Regions from separate parts of the Homo sapiens genome. Here region 2 is linked to region 1. A link is an interaction called in ENCODE POLR2A ChIA-PET data of the cell type or tissue named here. Cell type or tissue: PC-9. All regions are shown on one strand. Each heading gives the region's core, and the rest is flanking DNA. Links, peaks and the distances in the headings are about the cores only. Region 1 overlaps AUH (AU RNA binding methylglutaconyl-CoA hydratase). Region 2 has its middle 29 kb from the start of NFIL3.

Region 1 (16,187 bases), core at 4,114-9,113:
AATACATTTGTAGATACTAATATGACTTTAAATCAATCACATATACTTATATATAATATATAACATATTGTCTATATAAATAACTAGGGATTAGAATGAAAAAGTGCAACACATGTAAGACATAGTTGGTTAGGCATGTTATGGCATGATATTTTTACTGTAGGTAGGTAGATGTCTTACTGCAGCCCTAGTAATTGATCTGATACATGTATGCTGCTACAGAAGAGTCCATTGGATCCCCTCTTTCTATTAGTTTTGTTTCTCTGGACAGTTTCCATGTACCTGGGATAGGTGTTATGTTCAGAAGTCTGTTGGGAAGATCTCAGTTTAGATCAGGCTGGCCGATACCACTTCTCTTGTGTATGTTGAGCAACTGTATTGTAAGATTATCATTTAGATTCTGAATGTCTTCCTTCTTAGGTCACTTTTGTGTGACCCAGGTTGTCTAGACCACAGAACGCACTTATCGCTAGGCATCAGCTGGCTGTTTTCCCACTTTGTGCTGTGCAGCATCCTCCTACCCTGGCCATGAACTGTAGAGATGTTGTGTAGACCTTCTCCCTCAGCTGCATCATTGACTAAGACATTGGGCATGTTGAAATGAACTGTAGGTCATGTCAAGTTTCTTTGGTTTTGAACAGAAACCAGTGTTACCACCAAAAGGGAGCTCATGGGAGGCTAAAGGGCCCCCAGAGACTCTCTCAGTGGCAGGAGACTCTAGACCTGTGCCATCTAGTATTGTAGCCACTAACCACATGCAATGATTTAAATTTAAATTGATCAGAATGAACTAAAAATTAAAACTTGAGCCATACTAGTCACATTTCAAGTGTTCAGTAGCCACATGTGGCTAGTGACTTCTGTATTACATAGTGCAAACACAAACCCTTTCCACCATCACAGAAACTTCTCCCTGGAAGTACAGCTCCAGATAGCCTTACCTGGAGGCCTTCACTCCAATTTACTAGCCCAGCCATTCCTTCCATTGCTCTGTTCAAGATCCACGCTGAAGGAGAGAGAGTTGATTGGTCTGACTTGAGTCATGTGCTCACGTCTTGGTCATATGGGTGTGAGTGAGGGTTGGGCAGGAGAAGCCTCCAGAGACCTCTCAGAGCCACCAGGGCAAGCATCTGAGTTCACAGCCTCAAGACAGCACTCAAAGGCGGAGGGGTGCACAGTGCTATTGGTGGGAGCTGGCCAAGAATGGACAGATGCACACCATGGCAGTCTTTAAATAAAAGATTTTGAAAGGAAGATTTTGTGTTCCTCTGGTAGGTAACAATACATCTTCAAAATTTTTTTTAAAAAGATATCACAATGTATCAGCAAATATTTGTTTTTAAAGGTGCATGTAAACATTGAAAAATAAGCGTAATTTTGTTTTTAATGATTAAGACTTGGGTGTGTATGTTTCTCTAACAGTGTGTGGCATAATAGTTGAAAAAGCTTTCTATAATAAATATTAATGAAAGCTGTATCACAAAAGTGTTTAATTGTGGCCAGTTTGCTTAATTTGCTCTGGAAAAACGTTTTTGCTGTCCAGCCTTCCTTCCCCATTCCAGTCCTGATTGCTAAAGGCTTCTCTACCATAATCCACAAAGAGCTCAAACTAATATGCTTCAGGCAGGTTCTGCTGGGGTTGAGCCAGTTAGGTTTTTCTCCTTACATAGCCCTCTGTCTTGTGCGTGCGTGTGTGCATGTGTGTGTGTGCGTGTGTGTTTTCATTGCTTTACAACAGGCCTCAGTGAATAGGAAGCATTACAACACTTTAAACATTGGTCACAAATGGAAGGATAAATATTTTTATGGTTTTTGTATGATTGTGACACAATTTAAGACTAGTAAACATGCCATGTTTGTTCACATAGCTCACTCCTCTTTAACCCTGATGCTTTCATTGTAAAGTGAGAGGAAGTTAGTTTTGTAAGCATCAAGCCCTGATGCATGAAGAAAGCTCTTGCCTAGGCCATCTGACACAGAGTCCCACAGGAATCAGCTTGCAGTGGGCTTTATAATCCAAAGTTAGCATTATACTGCAGTGTTTCCTCCCATGGTTCAAGGAAAAAACAACCTGAAGTGGGGCTTTTCTATTTATGAGAGAAGATTTATAAGTAATTCAAAAGTGGTATTTACTATCAGAAGTCAGAGATCACTTCTAAGCATATCAGTAAATGCCCTCAATTTGGTATCCACATACTTTTAACTTGGAAGATTTGTTATGAGCATCCCCCTTTATCAGTATGACTTCTTTCTTTGTGCTCTCTTGAGAAGGGAAAAGATGAAGGATAAAAAAAAAAAACAGAACAAAAAGCTTGGGTTTTCCACCGTTAAATGTTACTAAAACATACTTTATAATCCAAAGTCATAAGGTATGGTCAGTTCTTTACACATTACATTGTAATTGAATGTGAAATGTCAAAGCTTGCTTTAGATTATTTTAATACATGTAAATATAAAAAGGGGGAAGTAACATCTATATTTCACATTATTCTGTACTTTGAATTTAGGTCTTTTGGTCTTGGAGGAAAGGGGAGAGTAGTCTCAGATTGCTGCCAACATCTCCCCATGGCATTGAAGGTTCTCATGGCTCCCAAGAGGCAGCAGGGAATACAGGAGATAACCAGATATTTTAAACATTTTACTTCTTGCCTTCTCTGGCAAAAGCTTGCTGTGCTTTAAGCCTCTGCTAAGACAGGTTGCTACCTCAAAGTAAGTTGTGTTTTAAGTAGTATAATCGCAGGAGATTATTACCTAGGGAGAAAAATTCTTGATGTCTTCTCAAAAAGATTAAATGAAGGAAAAATAATAAACAGTAATATTACATTTCAAGTATATCTTTATTCTATCCAAGTGATACATGAACATGAAGACATTTTGTTGCATGATGAAAACAGTTTTGCCACTTGTGGTAGTGTCTGCTAATTGCCTACCCATTTTCATTTTCCCTTAGTGAGAGAGTCCCAGTTTTATTCTCTATGCTATGGCAAAACACTCAGCAAGGAAACTACATTTCCCAGCCTCCTCCAGCTACACATGGCCAAGTTCTAGGCAGTGAGATGCAAACAGATACTGTTGTCCAGTACTTAGTCAGTGGCTTTGAAAATGGAGCACTCCCTTCCCATTCCCCCTTTTCCCTTCCTGCTATTTGGTTTGCAGACCTGATTGCAAGGCTTCAGCAGCCTTTTTGGACCATGAGATAATCTGAAAGGACAGAAGATGCAGCCTGAGAATGACAAATGAGAAACATTGAGGGAACCTGGTTTCTAACAGTGGTCATTTGTGATATTTATGCAACCCTGAAAAAACTGGTCCCAAAATTTTGTTTCTGACTTTTAAGCTTTCAAGAAAGTGGTTAAATCAAAGCAATAAAATTAGTATAAAACGGACACTGAAAATGTTGGCAATCCAGTAGCCCATGTAGTGAAGTACTGACTAGCAAAAAACTCATTCCCCATACTCCCTTGGTAATGCTCATCCTCAGTGCTCGTCATTTGTTAGAAAAGAGAAGCTTTGAATCTCAATGCAAAATCTTTAAAAGAATTCAGAACATACCATATGAAATCATTGCTATTGTAAATAAACTTGATCATGATGTGAGCAAAAGCGTTACATTTAAAAATGTAGCTCCACTAAAAGGAATCAAGGTCTGAGGAGGAAAGGTACAAGATGAGCTTGGAACATTTTGTGATACCAGGTAACAGGAAGTTATTGATGACTATTTTGGTCATGTCAAAAGGACTTCACAGCCAATCTAACTAAGTCCTCACTGGTCAAAGATGGGGTAGTTTGAGCATCAATAAAGATTTTAACTGCAGTGGGTTGTCATACATCAAATAGGCTAAAATCTATAAGTTAATTATGATTTCCAAAGATTAAAAACTTAACTGTTCAGCGTTAGAGGATACTAGGGAACCACCTTGTAATTTTGAAAACTAGTGAATAAATGAAAAGAGTCAACCGCTTATAAACTAGAAACTCATTTTAATATTATTTACAGATCACAAGCAAAAGAAACAAAGATATCCATTTTGAGTGTTTTTATCCTCTTACTTTGTCTGTGGCTTCAGACAGTGAGTCAAAGCCATTCACTCCCAGGATCTTGAGTACCAACGAAAGAAATTCATTTGAGTGTGAACAGTTCTCACTCCTGCCCCGGCACACAGCTTTACCGCATCACCAGGGAGCAGCAGTGACTCTTGCCTCTCTCTCTCCCTCCTGTACCACCAGACTTTTCATTTGATAAGTAAACAGTTTTGAAATTCTTTGTTAATTTTGCTAAGCATTATTGGCATTCATCTTTTACCTATAACATAGCTTATTGTTTATTTTCATCACATTATCTGTTTAATGCCACATAGGAGGAAACATAATCTGTAGCTGATAGATTCATTTTCTGCACATACACGTATCCCCTAAATAATTCATTAAGAATTCAATAAGTAGGTAATTGGTGTTTAAAATGCTAAATATTATGTAGAAATTGTGGTAGACTGTTACATAGCAGTTTATGGGGTTTTTTTTCCTGCCATTTTATCGATTTGTGGGGAAATTGATTGGAGCTTTTGGGTGGGCTAAGAATAAATTACTATTTTTCCTATTTAAAAATGATGGGTTCTCAGTATTCAAATATTTGCTTTTCAGTGGCTTTTAAAACACAGAAAATTTATTCCAGAAACCATGATGAGCATTATCTATACATTGTCTCATACTGTCCATGAGCTGAATTTTAGCAGTCTGTGACTGCACCTGCAGGGATCTCTTCCTCCTTCCCATTCAGCCCAGTCACCCCACAACCTCCAGTTATGCACACCTGCTCTGTTCTGAATCTCGATTTCCTGCCTCTCACTCTGCAGCATCCTAACCTTCCAGTTCTGTTCAGACCTCACTAAGTCCTCAGGTCTGGGGCCACTCACTCTCAATCATTTCCCTCTTTTCCTCTCTTCTCTCCTCACACAGCCTAGATTTCATGGTTCTTTGTGATAATCACTTTCTTACAAATGACCTTAGCTACCTTCCCACTAACCTCATAGGGGAATTGTAAGGATTAAATGAGTGAATACTCTTGGAGTACTTGGGAGGATTTACGTAGTGTTATGTAGTATCTGCTCAGTAATGTCAACGGTTGGTATTACTGAGCTCTCTCCTCTCTTCTTGTACTTGTCTGGCAAAGTTCCAGACCCCCACCCCGATCCCCCCAACCCCTGCCACCAGTTAGCTAGAAATTGCTAGGGATGGAAAAAATAATCATGCTAACTCATCTCCTGATCACACATCTCAAGTGTGTAGTTAATTTTGCCCAGCAACACTGCCATACTTCCCTAGTATGTTTGCTTTTCCACTTTCTGAAATGCATGTTCAAATCTCTTTCCTCCATCCATCTGTACTTCCTGATGTTCTTGGTACAAATTACAGGAAACCCTATTTCAGCTGGCTTAAACAATAAGAAAATACTCTGTAGCATCACAAGCAGTCACAGAGTAAGGCGTCTTCAGGATTGATAAGGTCAGCAGCCTAGTGCTGTCTTTCTGCTGTGCCATCTTCAGTTTGGAGACTTTGCCCTTGCCACCTTCCATCATGGTCACAAGGTGGCTGCCATAGCTCTAAGTATCACATTTAGAGGTGACAGCATCCTGGAAGAAGACCTGTGTATTCCTGAATGTCTTTATTTCAGTGAAGAATATCTTTCCTAGAAGACCCCTGCAGACATAGCTTTATTGAAGGAAGGGTAGGGTGAATAGTGGTAGAACAGGAACAGGTGACTTATAAAATGTGGTTGGCTGCACCTGAGCAGCTGAACAGCCTCAGTGAGCACCTGTCCAGGTCTTGCTGACATTTGTCTAAACAGTCTCCCTAAGTGATCTTATTCAGGACCTTGGTTTTGAATGCTACCTGTATGATACTAATCATTGGTAAACCTTATTCTCTGTGTCCAGTCTCACACATGACTGCTCCACTCTTATGTGTAAAAGATACATTATACTTACCTTGGCCAGAGCACAGCTTCCCCCTCCTCCATTCTTGTCAGTGTTCATAATATCGGACACTCACACACTCAGGCTAAAAATCTAGCCATTAGATTGATTTTCCTTTCTCCCAGCATCCATTTAACTAGCATTTCAGACAACACTTATTCCAAGTCCTCCACATCTCTCTCCCTACCTTGCGCTGTCTCGGTCCAAGCTGCCATCCTGTTGTACTTGGGTGACAGCAGTAGCTGCCTACTGGGCACCCTGTTCTGATTTTGCCCCTATCATCTCTTCTCCCCCAATCTTACAAATGATCTTTTTAAAGTGCAGATCAAATTATGTCACTTGCTGCTCAAAATCCTCCAGTGCCTTTGTGTCACTTTGCCTAGGGTAAAATGTAAACTTCTACTCCGCTTACCCAAGCTCCTGTCCTGCTCCTCCTCACATCCTTTCCTATGAGCCACAGTGGTCTCCTTCAATGGGCCATACTCTGCCTCATCTTTACATCTTTGTACCAGCTGAGCTCATCACTGGGTGTTCTTCCTGATCTTCATTTGGATGTCTGGTTATATTTCAGACATTGGCCTCACCTTTATCAAGCAGGCCTTCTCCAACCACCCAATCTAAATTAGTCATCTAGTGTGCTGTCTCAGAACTCTCTTCCCTGCCTGAAATTCTCTGTGTAACACTCCTCACAGTCTCTTCTCTCTGGCCCATTGCTTCTTGCCATTTGTCTTTGCTCTCCTTCTGCAGAATGGTAAGGAATGGTCTATCTTACTCAGCACTGTGGGTTCAGCACCTAGGACAGTGCCTGGCACTTGTTAGGTTAATCAATAAATTATTTATTGAACTTAAATAAGCTTTATTTGGAAAAAGTAAAACGGATAAACTCCCATTCAGTTTCATCTGACTTTTTTAAAGAGAAAGAAAACTAATAGCTCTATTATTGTATGATTCGTCTTTTTGGAGAGTAAGCAATAGAAATTGACTCTGGCTACCCTAAATGAAAAGGAAATTTATTGTAAGTCTCCTGAAATCAATAGATGGATAGAGATTGAAGCTTAGAGCACAAACTGGAACCCAGGAGCCCCAGAACTAGACAGTCTATACCATGGCAGGTCTGCACGTCACTGCCCTGTGCTCTTTGTGAGCTTGGCAAATCTCCATGCCATGAGGTTGCCCATTCAGACTGTCAGTCCTGGAAGCAGCATCCAGCAGGCCAGACCTGATGTAGACGCCTGTCCAGCTGTGTCAGGGCAGAGGAGGCAGCTCTGGCTCTTGGGCTTCAGTTGCAGGGATCCTCTACTGTCCAAGGCTGATACAGTGGAGAGAGGGGTGGCCAAAGGGGTCTCCAAAAGCAAGACCGGGATTTTAATGGGGGCAGTGGATGTTGAGCAGCCAAAACATGGCCAACATTCAAATCATTTGGGGAACTTGTTTAGAAGTCTCTCTCTGAGCTTGTTGGAGCTCCACCACAAATAGTACAAACATCTGCCTACCCCCGTCTTCTTAGTTCATGACCATAATTCTCCCTCAAATCTCTGAGGAATCAAAATGGAATCACTGGTGTTAAAAATAACCCTGACAAATAGAATTGAGAAGCCCATGAAAAGAGGGTTCTTATGCTTGTATGCCTGATAACTAAAACCATCACAAAACACTCTGCAAAAACCACAACCTTACATGAAGGCCATTGTAACCTTATACAGAAGACACTTCTGCAAGGATGTCTGTTCAACTGCCTGTCCAGCCTCAGGCTGGCGTTACTTGTTATTGATCTTTGTAGCCAAGGATAATTATTTTGAAACAGTTACGTAATCTTCATTTTTTCCTCTAAAAACCTTTGTCTTCCTTTATCTCCCTGAATATACACATTGTTTATGGCATACGCATTCCTGTTGCAATGCTTTATTCCCAGATTCCTTTTAGAGGCCCTCTCCCTGTTTTTTATTTAGGTTGACAAGCTCAAATCTTCATTAGAGAATGACAGTCCCATACCACTGTTTCTCAGAAGATGCTCTCAGATGTTCAGTGGCTTCTTGTCCCCCTCAGAGTAAACCCCAGGTCCTTTTGGGCCCATGGGACCCACAGGATCTGCCCCTGCTGTGCACTTCAGCCACACTGGACCTCCTTGTGCTCCACAAGTGAATCAGTTGCAATTCCCACAAAACCTGTGCCCTTCGTGTTCCTCCTGGAGATGCATTCCCCAGACCTGTGTGGGAATCCTTGCTACCTCCTGCCTCAGCTCCAGTGTCACCTGCTCAGAGCCCTTCCCTGGCCATCCTGTCTTAACTGTGCCCATCCCCACTCCATCTCCCCCCGCTTTCTTACTCTCTGTGTGTATTTCTTTCTTTATTGCGAGGCTTCCCATGACAGTGTTGAACGCCAGGGGCCAGGGGCTTTGTTTTGTTCATGGATGTATCCATGTACCAAAACAGGGTCCCTCCATAGTGATGCTTCAATGAGTGAAAAAATGGGTTGTCATCTGTGAAATTAGTTTTAAAGGAGGAATTCCAAAATGGTCCTAAACAACAAGTAGACAGCATGTGAGGTGATGATTGCAATTACTTACTTGGTTATGTAAATTCTGTTGCTTTAATTTAAGAGAATTATCTCTCCACCTCCTGTTTTAGAGCAGTGGGTTAGTAGATTCTGCTGCCTCTTCAGCTGAATGTTGGAGCCTATTAGAAATGCAGAACCTTAGGTTCACCTCATACTCACTGAATCAGAACCTCCAAGTTGACACAGCCAAGGCAAAAAGCCTTAGAAATCCCCTTGTATATTCTAAGCATTCACACATTAGAAAGGGAAGGGCAGTGGCCAAGGCGCTTTCTTTCTTCATAGCATAGTAATGCAGCTTTGGAACTCAGTTTCTGCTTGCTGATCTGGACATAGCGTCATGTAGGTACACGAAACTTCACATAGTACCTTTGGCTGGTGGGGTGTTGAAATGGCAGAAATATTATAGTTGCTTTTCTGTGGAAGGAAAAGTGCTATAAATTTACTACCCCTAGGAAGGTTTGAGGCACTTGTTTTTTAAAATTTATTTTTAACTGACAAATAATTGTATATTTATGGGGCACAATGTGATAATTTTGTTTTCATTTTTATATTTTTAGAGACAGATCTCGCTCTGTCACCCAGGCTGGACTGCAGTGGCATAATCATAGCTCACTGTAGCATCCACTTCCTAGGCTCAAATAATCCTCCTGCCTCAGCCTCCGTAGTCAGCATGCGATGCCTGGCTGATTTTGTATCTCTATGTGTGGTAGAGACAGAGTCTTGTTACGTTGGCCAGGCTGGTCTCAAACTCCTGGGCTCAAGCTATCCCCCTGCCCCAGCCTCCTAAAGTGCTGGGATTACAGGTGTGAGCCACCACCATGCCTGGCCATAGTGTATTGATCTATGTAAACATTGTAGAAAGAGTCAATCAAGCTAATTAACATATCCACGACTTCACCAACTTATCTTTTTTTGTGTGGTAAGAACATTCAAAATCATATAAGTACATACTATTATTAACTGTGGTCGCTGTGAGATCTTTGTTTTTTAGTGGAAGCCTTGTGAGCTATCCTGTAATTTTCAGCTTATCTTCACATTTCTCCTCATACTCTGTAGTACTATGGAGTATCTGCAGGAGTGTCCTGGGAATGTGTTACTTGCTGATGTCGTAATCCCTGAGTATATAGCTCCAGCCCAGGGAGCCTCAGAGCAGATCCTGACCAGGAGTCAGGCTCTGCATTGGAAGCTGTTGGGATGGACAGTGTGAGTTTGAATAGTTTTGTAGACCTCTGTCACCTTGAATGCATTAGGGCTGCTTGTGAGACTGAAACAATTATAATTTCACCAAGGACAATCCTATTTTTTTAATTCCACTGCTTAATGTCATCAGTCACCAAGACTGTTTAGAAGTGGCACTTTAGATGACCGAATAGGAACAGCTCCGGTCTACAGCTCCCAGCCTGAGCTACGCAGAAGACGGGTGATTTCTGCATTTCCATCTGTGGTACCAGGTTCATCTCACTAGGGAGTGCCAGACAGTGGGCGCAGGTCAGTGGGTGCGCGCACCGTGTGTGAGCCGAAGCAGGGCGAGGCATTGCCTCACTTGGGAAGTGCAAGAGGTCAGGGAGTTGCCTTTCCTAATCAAAGAAAGGGGTGACCGACGGCACCTGGAAAATCGGGTCACTCCCACCCGACCCGAATACTGCGCTTTTCCGACGGGCTTAAAAAACGGCGCACCACGAGATTATATCCCGCACCTGGCTCGGAGGGTCCTACCCCATGGAGTCTCGCTGATTGCTAGCACAGCAGTCTGAGATCAAACTGCAAGGCAGCACCGAGGCTGGGGGAGGGGCACCCACCATTGCCCAGGCTTGCTTAGGTAAACAAAGCAGCCGGGAAGCTTGAACTGGGTAGAGCCCACCACAGCTCAAGGAGGCCTGCGTGCCTCTGTAGGCTCCACCTCTGGGGGCAGGGCACAGACAAAAAGACAGCAGTAACCTCTGCAGACTTAAATGTCCCTGTCTGACAGCTTTGAAGAGAGCAGTGGTTCTCCCAGTAGGCAGCTGGAGATCGGAGAACGGGCAGACTGCCTCCTCAAGTGGGTCCGTGACCCCTGAGCCCCGAGCAGCCTAACTGGGAGGCACCCTCCAGCAGGGGCACACTGATACCTCACACTGCAGGGTTCTCCAACAGACCTGCAGCTGAGGGTCCTGTCTGTTAGAAGGAAAACTAACAAACAGAAAGGACATCCACACCAAAAACCCATCTGTACATCACCATCATCAAAGACCAAAAGTAGATAAAACCACAAAGATGGGGAAAAAACTGAACAGAAAAACTGGAAACTCTAAAAATCAGAGTGCCTCTCCTCCTCCAAAGGAACGCAGCTCCTCACCAGCAACGGAACAAAGCTGGACGGAGAATGACTTTGACGAGCTGAGAGAAGAAGGCTTCAGACGATCAGATTACTCTGAGCTATGGGAGGACATTCAAACCAAAGGCAAAGAAGTTGAAAACTTTGAAAAAAATTTAGAAGAATGTATAACTAGAATAACCAATACAGAGAAGTGCTTAAAGGAGCTGATGGAGCTGAAAACCAAGGCTCGAGAACTACGTGAAGAATGCAGAAGCCTCAGGAGCCGCTGCGATCAACTGGAAGAAAAGGTATCAGCAATGGAAGATGAAATGAATGAAATGAAGCGAGAAGGAAAGTTTAGAGAAAAAAGAAAAAGAAACGAGCAAAGCCTCCAAGAAATATGGGACTATGTGAAAAGACCAAATCTACGTCTGATTGGTGTACCTGAAAGTGATGGGGAGAATGGAACCAAGTTGGAAAACACTCTGCAGGATATTATCCAGGAGAATTTCCCCAATCTAGCAAGGCAGGCCAACATTCAGATTCAGGAAATACAGAGAACGCCACAAAGATACTCCTCGAGAAGAGCAACTCCAAGACACATAATTGTCAGATTCACCAAAGTTGAAATGAAGGAAAAAATGTTAAGGGCAGCCAGAGAGAAAGGTCGGGTTACCCTCAAAGGGAAGCCCATCAGACTTAACAGCGAATCTCTTGGCAGAAACCCTACAAGCCAGAAGAGAGTGGGGGCCAATATTCAACATTCTTAAAGAAAAGAATTTTCAACCCAGAATTTCATATCCAGCCAAACTAAGCTTCATAAGTGAAGGAGAAATAAAATACTTTACAGACAAGCAAATGCTGAGAGATTTTGTCACCACCAGGCCTGCCCTAAAAGAGCTCCTGAAGGAAGTGCTAAACATGGAAAGGAACAACTGGTACCAGCCGCTTGCAAAATCATGCCAAAATGTAAAGACCATCGAGACTAGGAAGAAACTGCATCAACCAACGAGCAAAATAACCAGCTAACATCATAATGACAGGATCAAATTCACACATAACACTATTAACTTTAAATGTAAATGGACTAAATGCTCCAATTAAAAGACACAGACTGGCAAATTGGATAAAGAGTCAAGACCCATCAGTGTGCTGTATTCAGGAAGCCCATCTCACGTGCAGAGACACACATAGGCTCAAAATAAAAGGATGGAGGAAGATCTACCAAGCAAATGGAAAACAAAAAAAGGCAGGGGTTGCAATCCTAGTCTCTGATAAAACAGACTTTAAACCAACAAAGATCAAAAGAGACAAAGAAGGCCATTACATAATGGTAAAGGGATCAATTCAATAAGAAGAGCTAACTATCCTAAATATATATGCACCCAATACAGGAGCACCCAGATTCATAAAGCAAGTCCTGAGTGACCTACAAAGAGACTTAGACTCCCACACATTAATAATGGGAGACTTTAACACCCCACTGTCAACATTAGACAGATCAACGAGACAGAAAGTCAACAAGGATACCCAGGAATTGAACTCAGCTCTGCACCAAGAGGACCTAATAGACATCTACAGAACTCTCCACCCCAAATCAACAGAATATACATTTTTTTCAGCACCACACCACACCTATTCCAAAATTGACCACATTCTTGGAAGTAAAGCTCTCCTCAGCAAATGTAAAATAACAGAAATTAAAACAAACTGTCTCTCAGACCACAGTGCAATCAAACTAGAACTCAGGATTAAGAATCTCACTCAAAACTGCTCAACTACATGGAAACTGAACAACCTGCTCCTAAATGACTACTGGGTACATAACGAAATGAAGGCAGATATAAAGATGTTCTTTGAAACCAATGAGAACAAAGACACAACATACCAGAATCTCTGGGACACATTCAAAGCAGTGTGTAGAGGGAAATTTATAGCACTAAATGCCCACAAGAGAAAGCAGGAAAGATCCAAAATTGACACCCTAACATCACAATTAAAAGAACTAGAAAAGCAAGAGCAAACACATTCAAAAGCTAGCAGAAGGCAAGAAATAACTAAAATCAGAGCAGAACTGAAGGAAATAGAGACACAAAAAACCCTTGAAAAAATTAATGAATCCAGGAGCTGGTTTTTTGAAAGGATCAACAAAATTGATAGACCGCTAGCAAGACTAATAAAGAAAAAAAGAGAGAAGAATCAAATAGACGCAATAAAAAATGATAAAGGGGATATCACCACCGATCCCACAGAAATACAAACTACCATCAGAGAATACTACAAACACCTCTATGCAAATAAACTAGAAAATCTAGAAGAAATGGATAAATTCCTTGACACATACACTCTTCCAAGACTAAACCACGAAGAAGTTGAATCTCTGAATAGACCAATAACAGGATGTGAAATTGTGGCAATAATCAATAGCTTACCAACCAAAAAGAGTCCAGGACCAGATGGATTCACAGCCGAATTCTACCAGAGGTACAAGGAGGAACTGGTACCATTCCTTCTGAAACTATGCCAATCAATAGAAAAAGAGGGAATCCTCCCTAACTCATTTTCTGAGGCCAGCATCATTCTGATACCAAAGCCGGGCAGACACACAACCAAAAAAGAGAATTTTAGACCAATATCCTTGATGAACATGGATGCAAAAATCCTCAATAAAATACTGGCAAACCAAATCCAGCAGCACATCAAAAAGCTTATCCACCATGATCAAGTGGGCTTCATCCCTGGGATGCAAGGCTGGTTCAATATACGCAAATCAATAAATGTAATCCAGCACATAAACAGAGCCAAAGACAAAAACCACATGATTATCTCAATAGATGCAGAAAAGGCCTTTGACAAAATTCAACAATGCTTCATGCTAAAAGCTCTCAATAAATTAGGTATTGATGGGACATATTTCAAAATAATAAGAGCTATCTATGACAAACCCACAGCCAATATCATACTGAATGGGCAAAAACTGGAAGCATTCCCTTTGAAAACTGGCACAAGACAGGGATGCCCTCTCTCACCACTCCTATTCAACATAGTGTTGGAAGTTCTGGCCAGGGCAATTAGGCAGGAGAAGGAAATAAAGGGTATTCAATTAGGAAAAGAGGAAGTCAAATTGTCCCTGTTTGCAGATGACATGATTGTATATCTAGAAAACCCCATTGTCTCAGCCCAAAATCTCCTTAAGCTGATAAGCAACTTCAGCAAAGTCTCAGGATACAAAATCAATGTGCAAAAATCACAAGCATTCCTATACACCAACAACAGACAAACAGAGAGCCAAATCATGAGTGAACTCCCATTCACAATTGCTTCAAAGAGAATAAAATACCTAGGAATCCAACTTACAAGGGATGTGAACGACCTCTTCAAGGAGAACTACAAACCGCTGCTCAAGGAAATAAACGAGGACACAAACAAATGGAAGAACATTCCATGCTCATGGGTAGGAAGAATCAATATCGTGAAAATGGCCATACTGCCCAAGGTAATTTACAGATTCAATGCCATCCCCATCAAGCTACCAATGCCTTTCTTTACAGAATTGGGAGAAACTACTTTAAAGTTCATATGGAACCAAAAAAGAGCCCGCATTGCCAAGTCATTCCTAAGCCAAAAGAACAAAGCTGGAGGCATCACACTACCTGACTTCAAACTATACTACAAGGCTACAGTAACCAAAACAGCATGGTACTGGTACCAAAACAGAGATATAGATCAATGGAACAGAACAGAGCCCTCAGAAATAACGCCGCATATCTACAACTATCTGATCTTTGACAAACCTGAGAAAAACAAGCAATGGGGAAAGGATTCCCTATTTAATAAATGGTGCTGGGAAAACTGGCTAGCCATATGTAGAAAGCTGAAACTGGATCCCTTCCTTACACCTTATACAAAAATCAATTCAAGATGGATTAAAGACTTAAACGTTAGACCTAAAACCATAAAAACCCTAGAAGAAAACCTAGGCATTACCATTCAGGACATAGGCATGGGCAAGGACTTCATGTCTAAAACACCAAAAGCAATGGCAACAAAAGCCAAAATTGACAAATGGGATCTAATTAAACTAAAGAGCTTCTGCACAGCAAAAGAAACTACCATCAGAGTGAACAGGCAACCTACAGAATGGGAGAAAATGTTTGCAACCTACTCATCTGACAAAGGGCTAATATCCAGAATCTACAATGAACTCAAACAAATTTACAAGAAAAAAACAAACAACCCCATCAAAAAGTGGGCAAAGGACATGAACAGACACTTCTCAAAAGAAGACATTTATGCAGCCAAAAAACACATGAAAAAATGCTCACCATCACTGGCCGTCAGAGAAATGCAAATCAGAACCACAATGAGATACCATCTTACACCAGTTAGAATGGCGATCATTAAAAAGTCAGGAAACAACAGGTGCTGGAGAGGATGTGGAGAAATGGGAACACTTTTACACTGTTGGTGGGACTGTAAACTAGTTCAACCATTGTGGAAGTCAGTGTGGTGATTCCTCAGGGATCTAGAACTAGAAATACCATTTGACCCAGCCATCCCATTACTGGGTATATACCCAAAGGACTATAAATCATGCTGCTATAAAGACACATGCACACGTATGTTTATTGCGGCATTATTCACAATAGCAAAGACTTGGAACCAACCCAAATGTCCAACAATGATAGACTGGATTAAGAAAATGTGGCACATATACACCATGGAATACTATGCAGCCATAAAAAATGATGAGTTCATGTCCTTTAGGGACATGGATGAAATTGGAAATCGTCATTCTCAGTAAACTATCCCAAGAACAAAAAACCAAACACCGCATATTCTCACTCATAGGTGGGAATTGAACAATGAGACCACGTGGACACAGGAAGGGGAACAATCACACTCTGGGGACTGTGGTGTGGTGGGGGGAGGGGGGAGGGATAGCAGTGGGAGATATACCTAATGCTAGATGACGAGTTAGTGGGTGCAGCACACCAGCATGGCACATGTATACATACATATGTAACTAACCTGCACAATGTGCACATGTACCCTAAAACTTAAAGTATAATAATAATAATAATAAAAAAAAAGAACTGGCACTTTAGGAATCCTGAATTCAGATGCCTAAGGGAACTAGCAGATTATATCATCTAATCTAATGAAGCAAGCCTGGTGTAAAATAGTCAACTGACAGAAATAGGATACGCTATCTTCACTTTTACCCCTAACTCTAAGTTAATATTGGAGTTTGATATTCAGAATTAAGAAAAGGTGAACTGAAGTAATTTTTTTCTAGTTCTCCTCTTTACATTTGGAGCTTACAGTCTGATGCCAGGCATGGCATGCTAACTAGGGAGGCT
Region 2 (16,187 bases), core at 5,278-10,277, 160 kb before region 1:
GAAGAGTTTTAAATCTACCTGTAAAGGAAAGACCAAAATGCTAAAAGTAGTAAGAGCCAATAGAGTACATTATCAAGAGGTAGAATAGGTAGAAAGAAATCTATCTGGCTGGGTGCAGTGGCTCACGCCTATAATTCTAGCACTTTGGGAGGCCAAGGCGGGCAGATCACAAGGTCAGGAGTTCAAGACCAGCCTGGCCAAGATGGTGAAACCCTGTCTCTACTAAAAGTACAAAAATTAGCTGGGCATGGTGGCGCATGCTTGTGATCCCAGCTACTCGGGAGGCTGAGGCAGAGAATTACTTGAACCCAAGAGGCGGAGGTTGCAGTGAGCCAAGATTGTGCCACTGCATTCCAGCGAGGGCGACAAGGCGAGACTCCATCTCAAAAAAAAAAAAAAGAAATATATCTACCAAAGAAACTCAGGAAACAGAACTGGGAAGAAACTAAAGGACATTTTGGCAATTAAAGAACCTGGATTAGTCAGGTGTGGTAGTCACACCTGTAATCCCATCACTTTGGGAGGCCAGGAAGGAGGATTGCTTGAGCTCAGGAGTTCGAGACCAGCCTGGGCAACATGGGGAAACCCCATCTCTGCAAAAAATTTAAAAATTAGCCGAGTGTGGTGGTGTGTGCCTGTAGTCCCAGCTGGTCAAGAAGCTGAAGTAGGACAATCACTTGAGCCCAGGAGGTCAAGGCTGCAGTGAGCCGTTATTGTACCACTGCACTCCAGCCTGGGTGACACAGCAAGACCCTGTCTCAGGAAAAAAAAAAAAAGACATAAAAAGAAAGCAAAAAAGAAAGAACCTAGATGAGAAGGAAAATTTAGAACTTGGATGAGCAGGGAAGACGTGTTGGGCATGAATACTACTGTTGGGGGCAGGGGGCGGTAAAGTGATGAAGTACTCTGCATCATTGCAGAAGGGAATTTATTCAGAGGATTAGTAACAGAATTCAAAGATGAACATAGAACCAGTTGCCAAAGGACCTTGAATTCCAGGCTTAAGAAAATGCCTTTGATTCACTTAGGAATGGCTGGAGGAAATGTAACCTTGTAAATGCTGCTGAAAGACTTATCAGGGGTGTCAGCTCAAGGTGAATCCAGGTGGGAGAGTCAGGAGAGCAGGTGAGCAGGAGTCAAGAAAAAGATCTGGAGAAGCCAAAGAGCTCTTCCTTCCCTGGGTACATTAGTGTGTTCTGAACACTTCAACAACAGTGAAACCCCAGCAGAGCCAGGGTCACTGAAGATGGTGCATTGTAATGAACCTGTTCTTCATTTTCCGCAAAGTATGATAAGTATCATGATGTTATTTTTTGCTTCTTCAGTTTGTAGTTGCTTTTGTATTGTATGCCCCAAGTGGCACCTAATATCATACCAACATCAATACAGAACAAAATTGGGATAATTACTGAAATAATTCAAGGGAAAATATTCTGAATTTTTTGATATTTTAAATGAGTGTGTTTCTAGAAAAATCAAGATAATTGTCTATATTTTCCACTTCACTTGCTGTGAACATGCAAATTAGGCCTAAAGCTTGCAAAACACACTTAAAAACTCACTTTTTCCAGGTAGAAGGAAGCATCTTAGCACCTCCTCAGAGTCATGGAATAAGGCAGAAATGAGGGAAGTGTCACTCTTCCCATTCATTAAGTTTGAGAGTAAATTAGCCTCAGGCCAGAAAGTTCTAGGATAGAGCAAAGTGTACTATAGGCCAAGCATGGTGGCTCACACCTGAAATTCCAGCACTTTGGGAGGCTGAGGCAGGCGGATCACCTGAGGGCACGAGTTCAAGACCAGCCTGGCCAACATGGTGAAATCCTGTCTCTATTAAAAATACAAAGAATACAGGTGTGGTGGTGCACACCTGTAGTCCCAGCTACTCAAAAGGCTGAGGCAAGAGAATCACTTGAACCCGGGAGGTGGAGGTTGCAGTGAGCTGAGATCATGCCACTACACTCCAGCCTGGGCAACAGAGCGAGACCCTTGTCTCAAAAAAAAGAAAAAAGAAAGAAATAAACGTATGCTGTAATAACTGGTGAAAGCACCAACGTGGGGTGGCTCTCACCTGTAATCCCAGCACTTTGAAAGGACAAGGCAGAAGGACCCCTTTAGGCAGGAGTTTAAGACCAGCCTGGGCAACACAGCAAGACCCCGTCTCTATAAAAAATTTTTAAAAATTAGCTGAGGTGGTGGTGGGCACCTGCAGTCCCAGCTACTTGGGAGGGTGAGGTGGAAAGATTGCTTGAGCCCAGGAGTTTGAGACTGCAGTGAGCTATGATAGCTCCATTGCACTCCAGCCTGGGTGATGGCGAGACCTTGTCTCTTAAAAAACAAAAACAAAACATCTTTTTTCCTCTCTGTGCTTCATATTGGGTAATAAATAAATAACTGGAGAAAGCAATCAAAAATGGCTAAGCAGAAGAAAATACAAGCGATGGCTAGAGCCTGCTACTTTTATTTGTCCCTGCCTAATGTTCTTGCAAGTTCTCTTACACCTCAGTATTATGAATAGCGTACCAAAAATTAAATGGTGCCTTAAACGTGCAGTAACGCATATTTATGATGAAAGCGTAAGAAAGAATGAACAACAGGTCATTTTTGAGTATGCCTTTTATGTATTTTAAACATACACAGTCACAGTGAGTGCTAAGGCAAGAGCCCTGCTGGCATTTCCTTTGCCCCCTCTTCCCACAATTGTGATTGAAGAACTAGGTGACCAGGCCGCAAGTGACAGCAGATTTGGAAGCTGCTTCAGAGGAATGTTCTGCCTTTGCAGAGGGGAATTGTTTCCCTGGGGACATGGCTGGCACAGCTGGACTCCGTGAGCGCCAACTCCCGAGGAAGTGTGGTCCTCTGGGCTTCTGCGCGATGCCACTAACATTGGGCTTCTGCACAATGCCACTAACATTCACTGTACTTTGAGAGCTCTTCCTGTGTCCCAGAAATAGCCTTTCGCAGAGGTCGGCAGGGAAATTTAAGTCACCTGGCCACGTGCACAGAGTGGGTAGGTGAGGAGCAAGGAGGTGACTTTGAGAGCCACACTCCTAATCGCTATGCGACACTTCCTTAGGTCTGAGCTGGTAGCATTTTTAAGGGCAAAAAAATCATGGGGGAGAGGGTGAGAAGCATAATAACTATTTTACTCCCCCAGTTTAGGCTGCAAGAGCCTAAACTAGTCTGTGGGCTATCACTACTGTCCCCAGTGCCAGTGAGCCCTGCACCATCTACCACACTGTGCCTACTGCTACAGGCCGACCACCTCCCCAAAGCCCACATTGAGACACACTGCCCACCTTCTTTTTTGGGGGGAACAGGATCTCACTCTGTCGCCCAGGCTGGAATACAGTGGTGCAATCATGGCTCACTGCAGCCTTGACCTTGATGATTGCTTGCATGGCTCAAGCAGTCATCCCGCCTCAGCCTTCCAAGTAGCTGGGATTACAGGTTCGTGGCACCATTTTTTTTTTAATGCTAAATTTGAAGTTTTTAAATTTTACATTTAAAGTTCGCGCCACCATAATTTTTAAATTTTTTTTTAATAGAGACAGGGTTTCATGATGTTGCTCTGACTGGTCTAGAACTCCCGGGCTCAAGCAATCCTTCCGCCTTGGCTTTCCAAAATGCTGGGATTATAGGCATGAGCCACTGTGTCTGGCCACATTGCCCCCCTTCTAAAAACCTCAGGAGACCCTCTTGGTTACAAATAACAACGCCTAAACCTCCTTGTCTGAAACTTAAGACCCTTAACATTTCAGCTGATACTAACCTTTCCTAGCGTATCTCCCATTCTCTGTGAATTCCAGACTGTGGGTTGCAACTGCACTGGCTTGTGCCATGAATGCCAGGGACACTAGCCAGCATTTCAGATGCAGGAACAGATGACATGGCAGTGCATTCAAGGTAGCAAGTCAAGCTGCAGTTTCAAGAAACACACATCCTGACATGTTTGCATTTCCAATGTAAAATGCATCTCTTATGATAGGTCTCTGCTGAAGCAAAGTCTTGAAAGCCGTGATTTCATACCACTGATGTGAACTGTTCTCCCTGGAACCCAGGAAGCCCACAGAGAGGCTTTACTGGCCTCTGGGAGGCAAAAGAAGGGGGCATGAAAGCCTAGGTCTCAAGGCCCAGTTCTCCTCTCATTAGTGCTCCTCTTTTTCGTGTGTGTGTGTGTGTGTGTGTGTGTGTGTGTGTGTGGTATTGGGCTTCTACCTGGTAAAAGAGTTCTGCTCTTCCCTACTCTGTGACAACATTCTTCATCACCCCATATCCTGGGTGCTCTTCTGCTTCCACGTCTACAGCACGCGCCTGCCCTGGCATCCATCATACAGCTCTTTTCCTGTAGCATTATTCAAAGTAAATTCTGATACAAGAAAATTAGGACTACCTTTTCAAGACAATCATTTTCTAGGTTAGATAATATCTGTGTACTACTGGCATTACTGTTCTTTCCATCTAAAAATCAGCCCTCTTAAATGGTACCCCTTGAAAACAACTTGAATAAATTAAGTAGTACCTTGCCAGATTCTGGAAATGCAAAACAAAAATGTCCTAGTATTTTAGACCAGTGGTTTCCAACTTTTGTTTATCCCACAGTCCTAGCTATTAAAAAAAAAAAAGAAAAAAGGAAGAAAAGAAAAGAAAAGAAAAAAGTACATCTATCTATGTATCTATTATCTACTTTCCTCCCTATCTATCAACCATCTATCATCCATCTATCATCTGTCTATCCACCCATTAACTCATCCATCTAGCTGTTATCTATTTACTTATCTACCCATACATACATCATACATCTATCTATCTATCTACCTATCTTTTTATCCATCCATCCACCCATCCTTCTATTCGATGAGAAAGTGCAGGTACTAAAGTCAGTTAGAATATTAAATATTAATAAACCTTGCTGAGTGGGGTGGCTCATGCCTATAATCCTAGCACTTTGGGAGGCCAAGGTGGGCAGATCACTTGAGGCCAGAAGTTTGAAACCCTATCTCTACTAAAAATACAAAAATTAGCTGGGTGTGGTGGTACACACCTATAATCCCAGCTACTTAGGTGGCTGAAGCACGAGAATTGCTTGAACCCAGGAGGCGGAGGTTGCAGTGAGCCGCTGCACTCCAGCCTGGGTGACAGAGCGAGAACTGTCTCAAAAACAGGAATAAATAAAATAAATATTATTAAAGCTTAATGTATCTCATTTTCAGACAAATAAATATGAAAAATAATTCCAATATTCTCCCTGCATCACAAAGGATAATTTTGTAAACATACTGGGCATCATCCTTGGACCCCAGTAAAGACCACTGCTTTGTATGAGGAGGGATTGGAGGTAGAGGAATGGCAGCTTTTCATATACTTGATCAGCTAATTGGGTTTTTACAAAAAAAAAAAAAGGTAAGGCACATTTTGACATCCCAGTTTAAAGCTTTTAGATGTTTCCAAATGTTAAAAATATACACACATCTCTATTTCTTCTTCTCCCTATTTCTTCTCACCAGCTTGGATTTTAATGGCTAAGATAGCCTTATAGATGGTTTCCAGTTTTGAACTATTTTTGACACCTGCACTATATTTTAAAATTGAGGCTATGTTTGTCTTATAACATGCCTAAGACTTGTTTATTACCTAAAAATGAACAAGGAAAGTCATAGCCTGCCTTAGTGTTCTTCCAGTGGACAGGAAAAAGCTTCTACCACTGAGCAGTTTAATGAGGCAATGGGAAACTACATAAAGTTTGGCTTTGAATCCATCAGGAATTGTGTTGATTCAAGGCACCAGAAAGCTCCTTATAGAATATAAGGCCAAAGAATATAAGATCCCCCTGTATTTTATTTTATTTTATAATTTTTTGAGACGGAGTTTCGCTTGTGTTGCCCAGACTGGAGTGCAATGGTGTGATCTTGGCTCACTGCAACCGCCGCCTCTCAGGTTCAAGCGAATTCTCCTGCCTCAGCATCCTGAGTAGCTGGGATTACAAGCATGTGCCACTACACCAGGCTAATTTTTTTTTTTTTTGTATTTTTAGTAGAGACGGGGTTTCACTATGTTGACCAGGCTGGTCCCGAACTCCTGACCTCAGGCGACCCACTCTCCTAGGCCTCCCAAAGTGCTGGGATTACAGGTGTGAGCTACCGTGCCCGGCCAAGTTCCCCCTTTAAAATTTGTAAATTCTTTCAGGGCTAGCATTCAAATAGGCTTTGAGGGAAAGCAATCACCTATTAAATTCTTTGTGAGAAACATCTCTGGATTAAACTTGAGAGGGATTCCATCTGGTCTCTGACCTTTGAGCTTCTTTATAATTACAACTGACCCCAAAGTCATTGTATTTTGCAGTTTTCTACCTTGGGTTCCAGCAGCCTTCATGATATTTGTAAGATATTAAAATTACCATCTGCTATTGCTTACTATGTCTTAGGCTTCTGATGTGATAAAAGTATTAATTATTTTAAGCAGTACATTTTTAAACTTCTTATCCTCTTTTATGAATGCTCACTAATGAATTCTTATTAAGCCATTAAGGTAAGTATGGTAATTTATTATTACATTTTTTTTCCTATAAAATGGGAACAGCTTGTCTGGATTTGCATCTATAATGGTAACAGTAGCTTCAAGAACATCTGCTTTGGTGTTAACTTCTAATAGGCCTTGCGTGGAGCAATCTGTTCTCCATGTATGGGACCCAGTCATTACTCACGTTCCTGAGAAAAGATGGCACCAAGTCAACTACTGCTGGTTTTATTTGTATTATTTTTAAGTCATTTTATTTTTTGCTGTAGATATCCTGTAATTGAAACATACTACTTACTTATAAGAATTCTACTAAAATTCCACTTCTATACTAGGACTAAAGTATTAAATTAGGAAGAAACATACATAGTACATTCAAATAATGCATATTTCATGAATCTTTGAGGTATTCTTGCCATTTGAGGAATTCCTGAAATGAGTCATAACCCACAGGATACATATCCGCAGAACTTTTGTTTTGTGACTTGCAGCAGCAAGTCGCTTACAACCAGTTTTACACATGTTTGTCTGGTTTAACTTCCTAAAATACAAATGTGGTCAACCCAATCTTCTGATTTCTTACTTTACAGACTAAGCTTTGCTATTCAAAGTGTGGTCCAGGCTCCAGCAGCGAGAATCTGACATGGAATCTTCTAGAAATGCAGACTAGCAGGCCCCTCTCAGAATCAGAATCTGCACTCTAACAAAATCCCCAGGTGATACATCATACTCATTAAAATGTGAGAAGTAAGATCTATAGGAACGGCCCCCAAAAAAGTCTGTCTTGGTGAAACTAGTGAAAAATGAAGAACCACAAAACAGTGAGTTTGTCATAAAGCTAAAGGTATCTAACGTTTTTAGTAGACAAGTATGAAATCTCCCCCTCCCTGCACTGCCACACTCCAATCTCTTTTCCATCCTCAGCGTCCTTGTTCCCACCTTGCACAACTCTGGGCCTCTGCACATGAAGCTTCTTCCATTGGGAATCCCCATCCCTGTCTGACAAACTCCTTTGAATTCTTCAAGACCCACTCAGTTTCTACCACATCTGTAAAGACATTCTCAGTGGTGTCCCTACAATGCCGTACTCATGCTGTGATTATAGTGTTTCTCACATTATATAAAATGTTGTTCATGTGTCTGTCAACACACCTAGACCATGTGCTCCTCAAAAGCAGGACTGTGTCCTCTCCGTCATTGTCTCCTCAACTCCTAAGAAAGACAGACACAAACTAGTTGCTCAATATGTTTGCTGAATGAATGTGACCTATGTGGAAATAAGCACCAGCAGAGACAGTTATTGTGAAATACTCCATTTGATAGGTTGAATGTGGTACATAGAAAGGCTGTCGGTTCAGGAGACCACTTGCTAGAAGACTTTGGTCAAGTCACTTAATCCTTCTGTGCCTCAGTTTCTTCACTTGTAAAATAAGAATACCTGATTTCTCTGAATGCATTGGATTATTCTGAGGGTAAAATGCAAGGAATTATAAAAGAATCTTTAAAAGTTAAAAAGCAGGAACATCAAACACATGGTTAAACATCAATATGAGGCAGTAATCTTTTTTTTAATGTACCATTAGAATGAAGACATACTATATATGAGTATTTGTGGCTCTTTTGGTTTTCTAGAGCTGCTGTAACAAAGTCCCACAGTCTGGAGGCTTAAACAACAAAAAATCTATTTTCTTGTAGTTCTGGAGGCTAGAAGTTTAAGATAAGGTGTTGGCAGGGTTGGCTCCTTCTGAAGCCTCTCTCCTTGGCTTGCAGATAGATGACGTCTTCTCCCTGCATCTTCACATGGTCTTCTGTGTGTGTCTGTGTCCTCTAACTCTCTCTTTTTATAAAGACACCTGTCAGATTGGGTGAAGGCCCACCCTACTGACCTCATTTTAACTCAATTGCCTCTTTAAAGACCCTGTCTCCAAATATAGTCGCATTCTGAAGTACCAGGTGTTAGGACTTCCACTTACAAATTTTGAGGAAGACAATTCAGCTCTTAATAGTGACTTATTTAACTTTACACAATAAGTGTTTGTGGCATTTTAATAAAGGTAAGGTACCTCCTACCTGCTCTATCCATTCCTCAAATCCAGCCGGTTGTTAGGGTTCCCGATTTTTTTTCCAACAGTAGGCCATTCAGAAATGCAAAGCACCATTCAGTTAATAATGGTGCGCCAAGACGGTTCAGACTTGGTAAGTGGGATTTCATTCGAACATGACTCAAGTGGAGAAGGAGGTTTTTACGATATTTTTAACGTTATAAAAATATAAAAGAAATATAATATAGAAGTATAGAAAGAAAAATTTAAAACTTCCCCTTCCCCAATCTGATCCCCCCAAGATGACCAATGTGAAGTGGTTTAATGTGTATTTTTCCATATTAAAAGTGCTTATATATGCAAACCTACACAAAAAACATATGCACATATGGAGTCTCCATATGGAGGCATTTTCACACCCATTTTACTTTTGTCAGTAACCCATCATACTGTCTCAGTTTCATGATGTAATTGCAGTGGAATTACATTTAACAGCTCAAAGTTACATATAATCAACACATTTCGATGGCGGTGGAGGAGGCAAGCAATGTGCCTCTTACTTGCCGGTGAGCCCCAGGGCTCTACTACCTCCTCATGCAGACTTAGTCGGTTGGCCGCCATGATGGTTAATTTTAGGTATCGACTTGACTGGACTTAAAGGACACCCAGATGCTGGTAAAGCATTATTTCCGGGTGTATTTGTAAGAGTGTTTCTGGAAAAGATTACCATTTGAATTGGTAGACTGAGTAAAGAGGGTAGCTCTTCCCAGTGTGAGTGGGCATCATCCAATTTGTTAAGGGCCCACACAGAGCAAAAGGGCAGAGGAGGGGCGAATTTGATCTCTTCCATTTGAGCTAGGACATCCATCTTCTCCTGGCCTCAGACATCAGCACTCTGGGTTCTCCGGCATTTGGACTCCGAGACTGACACCGTCACTTCACTGTTCCTGATTCTCAGGCCTTCAAACTCAAACTGATTTACATCACTGGCTTTCCCGAGTCTCCAGCTTGCAGACAACAAATTGTGGGACTCCTTGGGCCTCCATAATTACGTGAGCCAATTCCTATGCTAAATCAATTCCTCTGTCTTGTGTGTGTGTGTGTGTGTGTGTGTGTGTGTGTGTATAAATCTATACAACCGCACAGTGAACTCTTAACTCACAAGAGTCAACCTCTAAGATGCTGTCCTCTGTTTGTAGCTTTATACTGATTTATTTTCTTTTTTTTTTTTTTGAGAAGGAGCCTTATTCTGTTGCTAGGCTGGAGTGCAGTGGCGCAATCTCAGCTCACTGCAACCTCTGCCTCCCGGGTTCAAGTGATTCTCCTACCTCAGCCTCCTGAGTAGCTTGGATTACAGGAGCCCACCACCACACCCAGCTAATTTTTGTATTTTTAGCAGAGACGGGTTTCACCATGTTGGCTAGGCTGGTCTTGAACTCCTGATCTCAGGTGATCCACTCGCCTCGGCCTGCAGCAAAGTGCTGCAATTACAGGCATGAGTATACTGATTTCTTGAGTCACTTGAAGCACAAGTCTCTCATTTTTAAGAAGCTAAATTTACTTACTACTATGCTTAATTTAAATGTTGTTTTTCTGGCTTTAATAATTTCTTGTCTTCAGAAAATTATCACATATGTTCATATTCCGATGTGATCAAATGCTTGCAACTATTTTTTTGTTTCCTTTTCTAGGCCTTGTGGCCTAGCCCCTTTCCTTTCCATCTCCCTCTGGGGTCTACCTATCTGGGGAAGCATGCATTCTCTGCTCCTCTGTGCCTTGAGTCTTAGGGCACCAGCTCCCCACAAAGATGAGGAAGCAAACAGTTTATCAGCTACAGCAGTTGTCCAGTTCTACCAGTGATCAAGCAAGTAGATCTTATTCTAGAACCTGGTATTGGCAGGCTCATTTGGCCTGCAGATGGAAAGCCATGTTTGCTAATAGTGGTGTTAGTAATAAAAGTAATAGAAGAGAACCTGAGATAACACATAAATGAATGTTGGCTTTGTCTCCCTCCCTAGTCCCGTTGCTCAACAGGTTGGGGTAGTAGAGTATAAAATGCATAGCATTACGTGCATGTTTTGGTGGTGTTTGTTAATATTCAATTCTGCTATGGAAGGAAAAAAATGGAAAGGAAGAAACTTAAGATAGAAGTATAGATGAGTAGTAAGTATGTAGCTTGGAAGACATCCACAAAATTCTCAAGATACGTTAGATAAAGAAAAGTTGTTAGCAAGCAAAGCGTGAGAGAATGGACTGAGAGATACCCAACATATATTACTCTAAATATACAGGAGGCACTTGAGGCAATACATATTCATGAGGTTTGAATTCAACCACCCATCAGTGACACCCTTTCTGGCCCTACCTGTTCTCTGTCTAAGAAAAGCAAATAAAACCCTTATCTGCTCAGCAGGCTAATTGACAAGCTGTCAAGTGGCCAGGCATCCTTGCCGCCTTGGTGCCAGGCACCTCCTATGGTTGGGCACCCTGGCTCAAACCTCAACACTAGTCCTTATAACATCATCTATAGGGACAGCTGATGAGACAGAGACAAATGACAGACACACCACATGAACACTGTCATGTACCAGGATTCAGAGAGCCTGGCCCTTCATCCTGCTCACACCCTACACTAAGTCTGCTAACTAACCGTATTTCTTTTCCCTTGCATCTCCGTGTGTGTTTTAAATTGACTTAATACATTAAGTGCCTGGAAGAGTTTAACTTGTCCGGTGAGACTTTCTGTTCTGTGACCTCTGCAACTACTTGGCTGGTAATGTCAAGTTGGTGATGAGTATGGGATGAATCCCAACTAAATTAACAGGAAAACGAGGTCACACTGCAGAAAGACTCTCTGAAATCAAAGCCATACTTAAAGGAAAACCTCCAGCCTAGGAAGACTATGAAAAACTGACTCACAGTCTAGTGTAGAAAAGGCATTAAACAAGAATTTAGGAAATAAATCCAGGTTAAAACTCAACGCAGGCCTAACCAAATCCATAGGAGTGAAAACAAGAAGCAAAAACCTAGAGCCAAAGGCAATGGCTTCAGTGTTAGTGGGGGCTTTGATAATGTGCATAGGCAGACGTTATGGCAGAAATCAGACTATAGTAGCAACTGCCCACCTCTGGGAGCTGACCCTGGGGAGTCTTTGACAGCACCCCCACCTCTGCCTGGAGGATACAAAGAGGATCACTATGATCAACCAACAGAGCGATCGTATGCTTCAAAACCAGGAAGTAATTCTTGTGGTCCTGTTGCTCAAATCAAGGAAATGGGGGGCTTATACTAGGTCAGACTTAAAACAAATGATAGGAGAATTTAATTAAATCTCAAGAAACATAATGAATTAGCAGACTGAATTAAAAAAAATTCTAGGCTGGATTTAAAAAATCCCAGCACTTTGGGAGGCCAAGGTGGAAGAGTCACTTGAAGCCAGGGGTTTGAAACCAGCCTGGGCAACAAAGCATGTCTCTACAAAAATAAAAAATAAAGATAAAATAACCCAATGTGGTGGCGTGCACTTATGTTCCCAGTTACTTGGTAGGCTAAGGTGGAAGAATCGCTTGAGTTTGAGGTTACAGTGTGCTGTAATCACACCACTGCACTCCAACCTGAGTGACAGAGTGAGAGTCTTACTCAAAAAAAAAAAAAAAAAAAAAAAAAAAGCAGGGCTCAGTGGCTCACGTCTGTAACCCTAACACTTTGGAAGGCCAAGGCGGATGGATCTCTTGAGGCCAGGAGTTCAAGACCAGCCTGGCCAACATGGTGAAACCCCGTCTCTACTAAAAATACAAAAATCAGCTGGGCATGGCTATACGCACCTGTAATCTCAGCTACTTGGGTGGCTGAGGCTCAAGAATTGCTTGAACTGGGGAGGCAGAGGTTGCAGAGAGCCAAGATTGCGCCATTGCATTTCAGCCTGGGTGATGACAGAGTGAGACTCTGTCTCAAAAATAAATAAATAAATAAATAATGATAGAAGAATTTAAATCTCAAGAAACATAATGAATTAAAAAAATTCTGGGCTGGGTGTGGTGGTCACATTTGTAATCCCAGCACTTTGGGAGGCCAAGGCAGAAGAGTCACTTGAAGCCAGGAGTTGGAGACCAGCCTGGACAACAAAGCACGTCTCAACAAAAATAAAAAATAAAGATAAAATAACCCAGTGTGGTGGTGTGCACCTATGGTCCCAGTTACTTGGTAGGCTAAGGTGGGAGAATTGCTTGAGGAGTTCGAGATTACAGTGTGCTGTAATCGCACCACTGCACTCCAGCCTGAGCAACAGAGTGAGAGTGTTACAAAAAAAAAAAACCACACCGGGAGTGGTGGTGGCTCACACCTGTAATCTCAGCACTTTGGGAGGCCAAGGTGGGCAGATCACTTGAGGCCCGGAGTTTGAGACCAGCCTGGCCAACAAGGTGAAAACTCGTCTTTACTAAAAACACAAAAATGAGCTGGGCATAGTGGTGCGCATCTGTAATCCCAGCTACTTGGGTGGCCAAGGCATGAGAATTGCTTGAACCAGGGAGGTGGAGGTTGCAGTGAGCCAAGATTGCACTACTGCACTCCAGCCTGAGTGATGACAGAGTGAGACTCTGTCTCAAAAATAAATAAAAACAAATGACAGAAGAAAGTAACTAAGTCTCAAGAAACACAATGAATTCGCAGAATGGATTAAAAAAATTCTGGGCCAGGCATGGTGGTCACACTTATAATCCCAGCACTTTGGGAGGCCAAGGCAGAAGGGTCGCTTGAAGCCAGGAGTTTGAGAGCAGCCTGATCAACAAAGCATGTCTCCACAAAAATATTTAAAAAAAATAAAATAACCCAGTGTGGTGGCATGCACCTATGGGTCCCAGTTACTTTGTAGGCTAAGGTGGCAGGATAGCTTGAGGAGTTCAAGGTTACAGTGTGCTGTGATCACACGACTACACTCCAGCCTGGGTGACAGAGTGAGATCGTTACTCCAAAGAAAAATTCTGTTCAGAACCACTCTATCATTATAGTTTTTGTCTTTGTCTTTTCAAGAATGTCTTATAAATGGAATCACATGGCATTTAACATTTTGAGTCAGGCTTCCTTCACTTAGCACAGTACCTTTGAGATGATCCAAGCTGTTTTGTGTATCAACGGTTGGCTCCTTTTTATTGCAGAGTAGAATACCATGATGCTACGGCTGGACCACCATATGTTAGCCATTCACTCTTTGAAAGACATTTGGGTTGTTTCCAGTTTAGGGCTATTACAAGTAAAGCTTGTGCAAAGTTTTGTGTGAAAAGAACTTTTCAGCCCAGATGCAATGGCTTATGCCCGTAATCCCAGCACTTTGGGAGGCCGAGGCTAGTGGATCACTTGAGGTCAGGAGTTCGAGACCAGCCTGACCAACATAGTGAAACCCCGTCTCTACTAAAAATGCAAAAGTAGCTGGGCATGGTGGCACACACCTGTAATCCCAGCTACTTGAGAGGCCGAGGCAGGAGAATCACTTGAATCTGGGAGGCGGAGGTTTTGGTGAGCCGAGATTGTGCCACTGAACTCAAGCCTGGGCAACAAGAGTGAAACTCCATCTTAAAAGAAAAGAACTTTTCATTTCTCTAGGGTCAAAACCCAGGTGTGGGGTTGCTGGGTCATATGTAAGTGTGTGCTTAACTCTGAGAAACCGTCAAACCGTTTTCAAAGTGATGGCACCGTTTTGCATTCCCCTGGCAACACGTGAGGCTTCCGGCTGCTTCCTATCCTTCCCAGCACCCAGTATTTTTTATGGTACTCGTTCTAATAGGTGCCTAGTGGTTCCTCCTTATTTTTTTCTCTGTCTCTTTATAAGAAACTTTGAAGATTAACTCATCATAAAAGAAAAAACAAAACATGTCACTTGTTAAATACCTGAAAGAAAAATAATAGAATGTAGCTGAGGAAAAGAATCAATTAGGCCAAAATAGCAATAAACTATTTAGGCATTACCCAAAGAAGGCCTTTAGTACTAGATGTTATAAAGGAAAAATAAAAATAACAGCTCTTCCTCTCTGGCCAAAAAAAAAAAAAAAAAAAAAAACAACAACTACACAGAGGCCCAGAGAGACATTTAAGTACTGGAGACATATATTTTAACCTCGGGTAACCTCTTTATGCAATTACTGGAAGACCTGGGACATTGGGAGAAGACTCTCACAACAGCTCACCCTTGACCCACCTGAGCAAGCTGGTCTCACCTCCCTCCTATTCTCCCCATCCCTTTACCTGGAAATCACTATTTTGGATAACTGTGCTTTCTTGCCTCTGACATCAACAAGTAGGTGGTTGGACAGTCTGAATCAAATACATTGATACATTGATTTACACAGATACACAAACATACACACACACACCCCACACCACACACATGCTACAATAGTATACTGGGCATTACAACAAACTGGAAACTAGCCAGCAACACTGAACACTACAAGGGCAATGGGTTGGATTTACCCCCAGCCAGACACAGTGGGGATAACAGCCTCTCTACTCAGGTAAAATGAAGAATGACATCACAGAAGGGGCTGAGAACCTGTGGTGTGCCATTTGCTGTGGGCCTGCTGGGGTCTAACAAAGCTTGGAGGGGTTAGGGGGTGGGAAGATCCTTGAGGGGAAGGCCCTGCGGATTTGGGCCCTCCCTGTTCAAAGCTCTCAGACAGGCAGTGCCTGAGGCCCTGGGTATGCTCTGCTGAAACTCCCAGGGACTGAGCCTGGCCAGGCTTAGCCAAAGGTGGAGAAATGTGTCAAGTTGGCTGAATTACAAGCTATGCTCAAAGACATAACTGGCGACATATTTTACACTGATTCCTGAACAATACCAAATGGTGTTAACTACCTGGTCTGCACATTGACAGACTACAAACTGGGAAGCTGATGGCAAAAGGGTGGCAAAATCTAGCAAAAAATAATAAAAATTAAAAAAAAAGAAAGAAAAGTCCAGGCATGCTTCGTGCCTGTAGTCTCAGTTACTCAGTAGACTGAAGTGGGAGGTCGTTTGAGCTCAAGCATTCAAGGCTGCAGTGTACTGTGATTGCGCCTGTGAATGGCCACTGTGCTCCAGCCTGGGCAACACGGTGAGACCCTATCTCTAAAAAATGTTTAAAGATTAAAAAAACAAAAAACCCAACCAACAAAACAAACACACAAGCAAAAAGAACATTGCCACGTAGCCCAACCCTCACCTTAAATAAATATCTGAGGCCATATAACAGGAGTCAATGGACAAAGTAACTCAGAAAGTATATACAAGACTGTATTACACAAGGAACAGTAAAAAATCAACATAAATTAAGCATAGTAAGATATTAACAACAATAACTCATAATAAAATGAACAATTATAAGAATATACTGAAATAAAAGTTATGTGAATGTAGTCTGTGTCTCAAAATATCTTATTGTACTGTACTCACCTATTAGTGGAAGGCACTTGACTGTGGGTAACTGAAACCATGGAAAGTGAAACCCTGGCTAAGGGAGACTACTGTACACTAATCAAACAAAAACAAAGCTTGGCAAGTGACACTTTTGAAAAAAAAAAAAAAAACCCCACCAAAAACCCCCATAAATTATCCCATAGAATACAGTAAATTGTGTTTCTGAAGACTCAGGCAGGACA

The links. ChIA-PET counts read pairs that join two places held together with the same protein. Peaks named below come from ENCODE experiments on the same cell type or tissue, not always from the same donor. Only the 100,000 strongest peaks of a DNase experiment are listed, where the experiment ranks them.
Region 2: POLR2A ChIA-PET joins it to region 1 with 5 read pairs; 2 of 35 experiments call an interaction of 5 or more read pairs at or near these places.

Annotation. Positions count from the first base shown.
Region 1 is chr9:91,225,269-91,241,455 of GRCh38, reverse strand. All of the region lies in intron 6 of AUH (AU RNA binding methylglutaconyl-CoA hydratase), which reads left to right. Among named protein-coding and RNA genes, the nearest start is that of LINC02937, 70 kb to the right of the region's middle. RefSeq lists a silencer at 5,175-5,469. In PC-9, for the core only: no CTCF peak of the experiment used is centred there; no DNase peak of the experiment used is centred there.
Region 2 is chr9:91,386,803-91,402,989 of GRCh38, reverse strand. No RefSeq gene overlaps it. Among named protein-coding and RNA genes, the nearest start is that of NFIL3, 29 kb to the left of the region's middle. In PC-9, for the core only: no CTCF peak of the experiment used is centred there; DNase peaks (open chromatin) are centred at 6,979 and 7,769; H3K27ac peaks cover 950 bases.